Linked DNA regions of Homo sapiens: region 2 is linked to region 1. The links are chromatin contacts, found by Hi-C or POLR2A ChIA-PET in ENCODE. All regions are on one chromosome and are shown on one strand. The core of a region is the stretch at or near the end of the contact, and the rest is flanking DNA. Distances in the headings are between cores, read along the strand shown.

What was found. Hi-C counts contacts between places; a loop is a spot of excess contacts on that map. ChIA-PET counts read pairs that join two places held with the same protein, here RNA polymerase II (POLR2A). Pooled maps may share reads with other maps.
Region 2: a loop to region 1 is called in a pooled map, with 5 times the contacts of the local background. The contact joins two enhancer-like sites. A Hi-C loop is called at or near these places in 1 of 168 maps with a recorded cell type or tissue (G401) and 2 of 50 pooled maps. POLR2A ChIA-PET finds 5 or more read pairs at or near these places in 4 of 52 experiments (BJ, CD4-positive, alpha-beta T cell, MCF 10A and 1 more).

What each region holds. Positions count from the first base shown.
Region 1 is chr5:150,034,932-150,038,834 of GRCh38, reverse strand. It overlaps HMGXB3 (HMG-box containing 3), which reads right to left. Exons shown (of 20, transcript NM_014983.3): 12 at 1,898-2,199; 13 at 1,308-1,435. Among named protein-coding and RNA genes, the nearest start is that of HMGXB3, 36 kb to the right of the region's middle. RefSeq lists enhancers at 3,239-3,448, 3,569-3,618. Within about 2 kb of position 2,170, at least 5 of the 41 ENCODE cell types and tissues checked have a DNase peak (open chromatin) inside an H3K27ac peak, as active enhancers do.
Region 2 is chr5:150,078,908-150,082,810 of GRCh38, reverse strand. It overlaps CSF1R (colony stimulating factor 1 receptor), which reads left to right. Exons shown (of 21, transcript NM_001288705.3): 2 at 1,787-2,044; 3 at 2,475-2,759. Among named protein-coding and RNA genes, the nearest start is that of CSF1R, 5.7 kb to the left of the region's middle. RefSeq lists enhancers at 857-1,066, 526-1,167. Within about 2 kb of position 1,747, at least 7 of the 41 ENCODE cell types and tissues checked have a DNase peak (open chromatin) inside an H3K27ac peak, as active enhancers do.

The DNA of each region.
Region 1 (3,903 bases), core at 921-3,420:
CTAAACAACCTGTGGTACATCCACACCACAGAAAACTACTCCACAATAAAAAGGAATAAATCACTGATAAACACAATATGGATGACTCTCAAAGGATTAACTTACTGAAAGAAGCCAGACTCAAAAGGCTACGTGCCATAATTGCTTTCACATGACATTCTGGGAAAGAGAACACTATATGGATAAAGATGAGATCAAACAGTTACCAGAGGTTGGGGGAGAGGGATGGGTTTAAATACAAAGGAACAGTAAAAGAGAATGTTTTGGGTGATAGACCTGTTCTATATATTGATTGTGAAGGTAGTTACACCACTTAGTGCATCTGTCAGAACTTATGGAACTTGGAGCAACACACTTAACTACATGTAAATTTTAAAATACATGTTGACTAAATAAATATATAATCCTGAGTACTAGCCTGGATAGACAACAGGGTAATAGGCACTTTTGTTAACTGTTGGCAAGAGCATAAAATAGTACAAACTCAATCTAATAATATAAGACATTAAAAACATGAATTCAAAATAAAGCACCATTAAGTTCTAAGACAAAGAGAATACATCAAAAATACACTTTCATCTTCAGCACTCAATTCTACAAACAAAACTTAGGATTCAACCAAAGTCTTAAAATGGCTGGTACACGGTGAGTGTTCCACAAATGCCTGATGTTGATGAATAATAGGGGAGGAAAGGGTAAATGTGCAGCAATTCCACTTCTGAGTATTTGTCCAAAAGACAAATTAGGGCTGTACACAAAGACTGAATCACAAAAGTGTAAACTGGAGCACCATACATCCCTATAAAAATGGTCATGTACTTCTCTACTTGCTGGCACAGGAAGATGCCCACAATGTACCCCTAAGTTTAAAAAGCACATTCCAAAACAACATCTAGCACAACCGTACTTTTGTTCAAAGAAAGACTATAAACCTATACATCCTATAATTTCTTATATTCTGCACAGATGAATAAACATTTCTGGAAGATTGATCACACTGTTAAATAAGTGTTTATCTCATGGCAGTAGCAATGCTCTTGATTTTTTGTTTCCTCTTTTTATTTGTCTGCATTTTCCAGCCCTTCCACAATGAAGATCTGTTATTTTAAAGATCCCAGTTGAGAGCTTCAACACTTGAGAGGTAAAAGTCATCTTGTGGGACTAAGACATTTAGGAAGAAGACTCCCCCTTCCTCAGAAGCCCCATCTGAGAAGGCCCAGTCCTCAAAGGGCCAGAGGTCTCATCCATAGAGGCAGTTCCCAAGCCTGCTTTGGGATGCTCTGAGGGAAGAGAAGGTTGGCACCCACCTGTGTAGATGTCTATGAAGCTGTGCAGGGCCAGACAATGGGGGTTCAGACACATCTTCACCTGGGCAGTCACTGTCTGCAGACGGCTGGCTGTCAGCAGCCAGCACTCCTGGGGCCCAGCCAGGGAGCTAGTACCAGAAACATCACCAACAAAAAAAAAGAAGGGAAAGAGACTTCTTTATGGAGTTCCAGGGCTCAGTGATCAATGGCAAATTCTCATTTGCTGGAGCTTAGGATTTTCTAGGTAGGTATTTCCACTTTGTTGGAATCTGTGGAATCATCCCTACAATTAATGTAACTCTGAATTTATTACATAATTTAACCAATCCCAATGAACTCCCAAACCTAAACATTGTGTGGGGCAGTCCAGATGTAAACTAAATCCTAATCTGGTGATAACTTTCAGGCATTTCAACAGAAATGATAATTACCAATTATTACTTTACTTTCAGCAATCAGAAAGTTAAAGGAAGCCTAAAAACGGCAGAGAATAACATCTTCACAGTTATAGTTTTAATGTTTTCTGAAGAAAAGAGCAGTATGAGCCAAATGGGATGGGGTAGCTAGGGGCAGAGTTAAGGGGTGCTTACTTTTGTCCCCCTTTGAATAATGGGCTGCTACAGAGAAGGCACTGCGTGGACGGAGACTCATAATAATTCGACCAAGAGGTTTGCTCGATGGTGACTGTCTCCTCACTCACGTTGGACAAGATAAGTCGAGAGCTGTTGAGTTCATGAATCAAGGCGAAGACCTCAGCCAGCTCTGACTCATTCTCAGGAATCTGCAGGACTTTGCGCAGCAGCTGCAGTGTGGACTGGCGCTGGATCTCCCTCTGGGCTGTGCTCAGGGGCTCTGTGGCATTCAGTACATCTGGGAGTGGTGAGCTCACCTCCTGGGAAGAGAGTGGATTGATCACCAAGCACTCAGAGCAGAAAGAGCCAGCTTCAGGCTAAAATAATAAAAGTCTGGGAGCAGCAGACAGATGGGGCCCATGACTGATAGGTGGCAAACCTAGGTTCCTAACCAGCTCAGCTAATAACTCACTGTGTGACTAAAGGCTGGTTATTTTTCTCTGTGGGGCTCAGTTTCTCTACAGGTTGAGCACCCCAATCCAAAATGCTCTGAAATCTGAAATTTTTTGACCACTGAGACAACATTCAAGGGATATGCTCATTAGACATCTCAGATTTTGAATCACTGGATTAGGGATGCTCAAGCAGTATGTATTCTGCAAATATTGCAAATTATGAAATAATCCAAAACACTTCTGGTATCAAGCACTTCAGATACAGGATAGTCAACCTGTATCAGTAAATGAGAGGATTATATACAACTCTTGGTAATGGATTCAACACTTAGCTCTCATTCATCAGGTATGGGGTTTAGAGGATAACAGACCCAGGTTTCAGTTCTGGATATGCCACTTAACAGCTGTGTATGTGGGACCCAAGGCAATTTACTTAATCTTTCTGAGTCTCAATTTCCTCATCTGTGAAATGGGGCATAAAAATAGTAATCTCTTAGAGCCATTATACAGATTAAGTAAGATATTATAAGTAAAGCACTTAGCACAATGCCTATGGTGCAATGAAGGCTCTATGAATGATAGTTTTGATACATAAACAAGTATCTGCACTGCTTAAAGTTATCTGTCTTTAATTCTCGGTGGCTTCTGGGTACAAGGTAATTTTGTATACCAGTCAGAGGCTTCCAGGAACAATGTTCTGAAATACTCATTAAAAATAGGTCTTTCTCAAGCAGGTCTCTCTTCAATGGAGCTTCTCCCTGATCCTTTTTGCCAAGGCAGCATAAATCACTCCCCGCTTTGTGTTCTCTGAGTGCACCCCTTGACTGCAGAATTCATCATCTGACAGCTGCTAAACCACCACCCTCCCCGCTTCAGTAAGGGTAGGATTCTGCTTATTTACTGATTCCCAACCAGCATGATGCCTGAGACACACATAAGATACTGATTCATATGTGATGGACATATTATACATGGCTCTGTAGAAGTTAAATGCTTAATGCTATAGTTTGGATGTTTACCGTCTCCAAATCTCATGTTGAAATGTGATCCCCAACGTTGGAGGCAGGTCCTAAAGGGAGGTACTTGGGTCAGGGGGGCAGATCCCTCATGAGTAGATTATCGTGGGGCAGGAGCAAGGGAGGTGGTGAATGAGTTTCGCTTCCTTTTTCTGTATGTGATCTCTATGCATGCTGGCTCCCCTTGCCTTCCACCATGAGTGGAGGCAGTCTGAGGCCCTCACCAAAAAAGATGTTGGTACTATGGTTCTTGTACAGACTGCCAAATTATGAGCCACATAAACCTCTTTGCTTTATAAATTGCCTAGCCTCAGGTATTCTTTTATAGCAACACAAAACAGACTAGGACACTTAATAAGGAGCTTTTTATTAACTCCGCATACCTATGACAACTTTCATTTGTAATAGCTTGGTTATCTTTCTCTCCCACTAGACTGTAAGCTCTTCAAGGGAAAGGGCCACGTCCTATTCATCTCTGAAAGCCTGGCCCATAGCAGGCATTCAATATAGGCTGGCTGAGAGAATTAATTAATCAGTGGCTACAGAAGAGCTG
Region 2 (3,903 bases), core at 498-2,997, 44 kb before region 1:
TTCTATACATCATCTCACTCAACCTTCAGCTGAAGTTTTTGGGGTGGGAGCTGGGATTATTCCCATCAGACAGAAGAATAGCCTGAGGCTCAAAGAGGTTAAGAAACTAACCCAGCTGGTAAGGGAAGAACCAAGATCCAAACCCAAGTTGGTGTGAGCCCACACTCCAAGCTGTTTCCTGCTATAAAACCCCGGCCTGGGGGCCCTAGATTGCTGCAGCAGTGATAGGGCAGCCCCAGCTCTGTTGAGATTTGCTAAAAAGGCTGCTAGAAATGACACTTGTCCCTCTTCCTGGCAGTTGCACTGCATAGGAGGGCTACAACCCCAGGTGGCAGGCTTGGCAGTATTCACAATTCACTCAATCTCGTTTGCTGATCAGAGTCTTGGGGAGAAGGGATGCACATTCTGATGAATACAAAATCAAAACGTGAATTAAGCCATCCTGAAAGGACTTGAGAGAGGAAACCTTTCCAATTCTGGGCTCTATGGTGGGGCAGGGGGAATTTCCATTTCAAGGGGGTTTGCAGAGAACAATGGAGATACCCTGAATTCACCGAAAGCCCTCGGGGCTGGCCTGTCATTGTGCCCCCATCACTGGGAAGAGGAAGGGCCAGAGCTGAGGAGTTGGATGGCCAGGGTCAGCCAGTGGGTCAGCGTCAGAGCCCAGCCTCACAGCTGCCCCGCAAGTGGCACTCCCTCTCCCTGCCTGGAGAGAGGAGAGTGGCTAGGAGGCTGGGGAAGCAGAAGTGAGAACATCCCTGTAGAAGGGCCACAGGCTGAGCGGAAACCGGGGGCTGAGCCTGACGCCAACAATGTGTTTCCGCCCACACAGGCTGGGGGGCGCCTGGCAGCCCCTCGGAGGCTTGAATCAGCTCTCACTTCCCTCCTTTGCCCCTATTTTAGGCCCTGGAAAAATGCTGACGCTGCAGAGGCAACGGGCCTTCTTCCCGGACAGCCTGATAGGGGTTTCAAGTTCTCTTTTCTCCTTCAAGAAAATTTTCCTTAAAAGAGATTGGCTTCCCAGTAAACACAGATGTGTGGGGGTGCCGGGGTGAGCTGCTGGGTGTAGACTAGGTAATAAACATAGTGACTAACTCTTACTGAGCCATTTATTTGGTGACAGGTGATGTTCTAAAGTCTTCCCATGCATTTAAAATGCCTAACATACCAATGAGTGGGTACGATGATTGTCCCTGTTTTATAGGTGGGGAAACTGAGGCATGGCACCTCCCCATCCCACTGTGCTGCAGACCAGATGTCCATTGGTGGGAGCGGGCACACCAGGAGATTCTTGGGACCTCTCTAACTCTGCTGGGCTAAGATCCTACATCTCTTTTTTTTTCTTTCCCATATGAATTAAGCTGAGGACTTGGCCGTGAACATTCCATTCATTTGTTTCTTCATTCGGTGGTAGAAATACGTCCACTTTGTACACAGGGTTAAAAGAGTCCATTCCTGGGGAGTAGAAAGATGGCATCACAGCAGGGAAGACTGAGGCAGGAGGCTGAGGACCCCAGGGGGACAGAGGCCTGGGTGAGAGGCTGAGCAAGCTGCAAGCCCCCTTTCTCAGAGGAGGGACCTCCTGGACATCAGAGACATCAGTCTGTCCCTGAGCAGGTTGAGGGTTAGGAGCTGAGCAAATGACCAGGGGGCAGGGGCTCGTTCAAGGTGGTCCCTTGATGGCACAGCACCATCCCTGCCAAGCTACCACCCATCTCAGAGTCAGGACGGCCCAAGGGGCGCATCCTAGACCTCACTTCTGTCTGCTGTCCCTCTCTCCCACCAGGTCAGGGAATCCCAGTGATAGAGCCCAGTGTCCCTGAGCTGGTCGTGAAGCCAGGAGCAACGGTGACCTTGCGATGTGTGGGCAATGGCAGCGTGGAATGGGATGGCCCCCCATCACCTCACTGGACCCTGTACTCTGATGGCTCCAGCAGCATCCTCAGCACCAACAACGCTACCTTCCAAAACACGGGGACCTATCGCTGCACTGAGCCTGGAGACCCCCTGGGAGGCAGCGCCGCCATCCACCTCTATGTCAAAGGTGAGGAGTCTGAGCCTCCTCCCAAGAGGCCTGACCCGGCAGGCCCCACTACAATGGGCCCTAAAATTAACAATCGTAACAATTCAGCTCTGCATTTACTGAGTGCTGGCTATGAGCAAGGACCTGGAAGAGCTGCTAATGTAATGCAGTCCTCACAACAACCCTGCAAGTCGGGTCTATGATGATGCATTTTCTAGAAGTGCAGGGAGGTTATCCAAGGTCACACAGCCTCACATAGTGGGACTAGACTGGAGCCCAGGTGCGCCTGACTCTGGAGCCACCACGCTGAAGCATCCGCTGAACTGTCCTGGCGTGGTGTGACCTCAGATGAATGATCAGCCTCTCTGAGCTTCCTTGTCACCTATGTCCAGGTACTCCTTGGCCCAGTGGAGGGAGGGCAGTTGTAACCCTGTGCCCTCCTCTACTCTAGACCCTGCCCGGCCCTGGAACGTGCTAGCACAGGAGGTGGTCGTGTTCGAGGACCAGGACGCACTACTGCCCTGTCTGCTCACAGACCCGGTGCTGGAAGCAGGCGTCTCGCTGGTGCGTGTGCGTGGCCGGCCCCTCATGCGCCACACCAACTACTCCTTCTCGCCCTGGCATGGCTTCACCATCCACAGGGCCAAGTTCATTCAGAGCCAGGACTATCAATGCAGTGCCCTGATGGGTGGCAGGAAGGTGATGTCCATCAGCATCCGGCTGAAAGTGCAGAAAGGTGCGTGGGGCATGGGGACCGGCAGCCAGGCCTGAAGAGTGGGGACAGAGAGCCGGCGGCCACATGGGTGGTGACTGGGGACTGGGTGTGATGGGGGGCAGTGGGATGTCCTCTTTCTTTCACTTCTTCCCCTCAATGGTTCCACGATCATCTATGGGGCAGGACTGACAAGGTGTCGGGGCAGGGAGACAAACCACATGTGAGCAAATAACTCAGTGGGCAAGGTCATCTCAAGTCATTGGACATGCTACAAAAATAAACATTCAACATGGTAGCTGAATAAGGAGTGTGTAGGGCGGGGAGCCTCACTGAGAAGGAAACACTTTATTAGAGCGGAAATCTGAATGACATGAAGAAGGTGGCTGTGCAAAGATCTGCTTCAGCAGGGGGACAGTGAGTACCAAGTGGTGAGGTGGGGACAGGCTCTGAATGTTCTAGGTATGGAAAGAGGACGGAAGCTCAGCCTCAGACATGGATTTCCCACTGGGGGCCTGCCTAAGGCCAAGTGCTGGGCATGTGTAGGAGGGATGCTGAGCCAAGAGGCAGGGAGGAGATGGTGGGTGCGTGTGATGGCTCTCGCGGTGGCCAGGTAACAGTGGAGGTGGAGTCTCACCCTGCTGGGATGGCAGGCAGGATTCTGGTTTCTGGGAGGACTGGTGAGAGCAAGCAGGACCCCAGCCTGAGGACCTGGGCTTGAGACAGCAATCAGTCCCTGTAACAAGGGCCAGGGTCAGAGTGAAGCAGCTAGCCCAATGCCACTGGGATCTGAAGCCACTAAACCTGCCCAGGGGGTCAAAGGACCCCAGCTGTGTGGGCAGAGGAGGCCATTAGGGCTCTTTCCTGGCATTTCATCCTGCAGAGCCCTGGGCTGGCCAAGAGCCAAAGGTCCTGGGCCCTAGTTCTGCCTTGACACCCCCTCAGGGACCTTGGGTGAGTCCTTTCATGTCCCTGGGCCTTAGGAATCTGGATTAGATTATCTTTCAACAGCAGCAATGGGCATAAATATGAATTCAAGGCCTACTGTGCATCAGGCATCTTGCTGGCTGCTGGAATATTCCTGTCACGGATTTGACATTCGACTAGAGTCTAACTATTAAATAGAAAGTAAATACAAATGTGATGAGCAAGAAACCAAGCTGGGGAG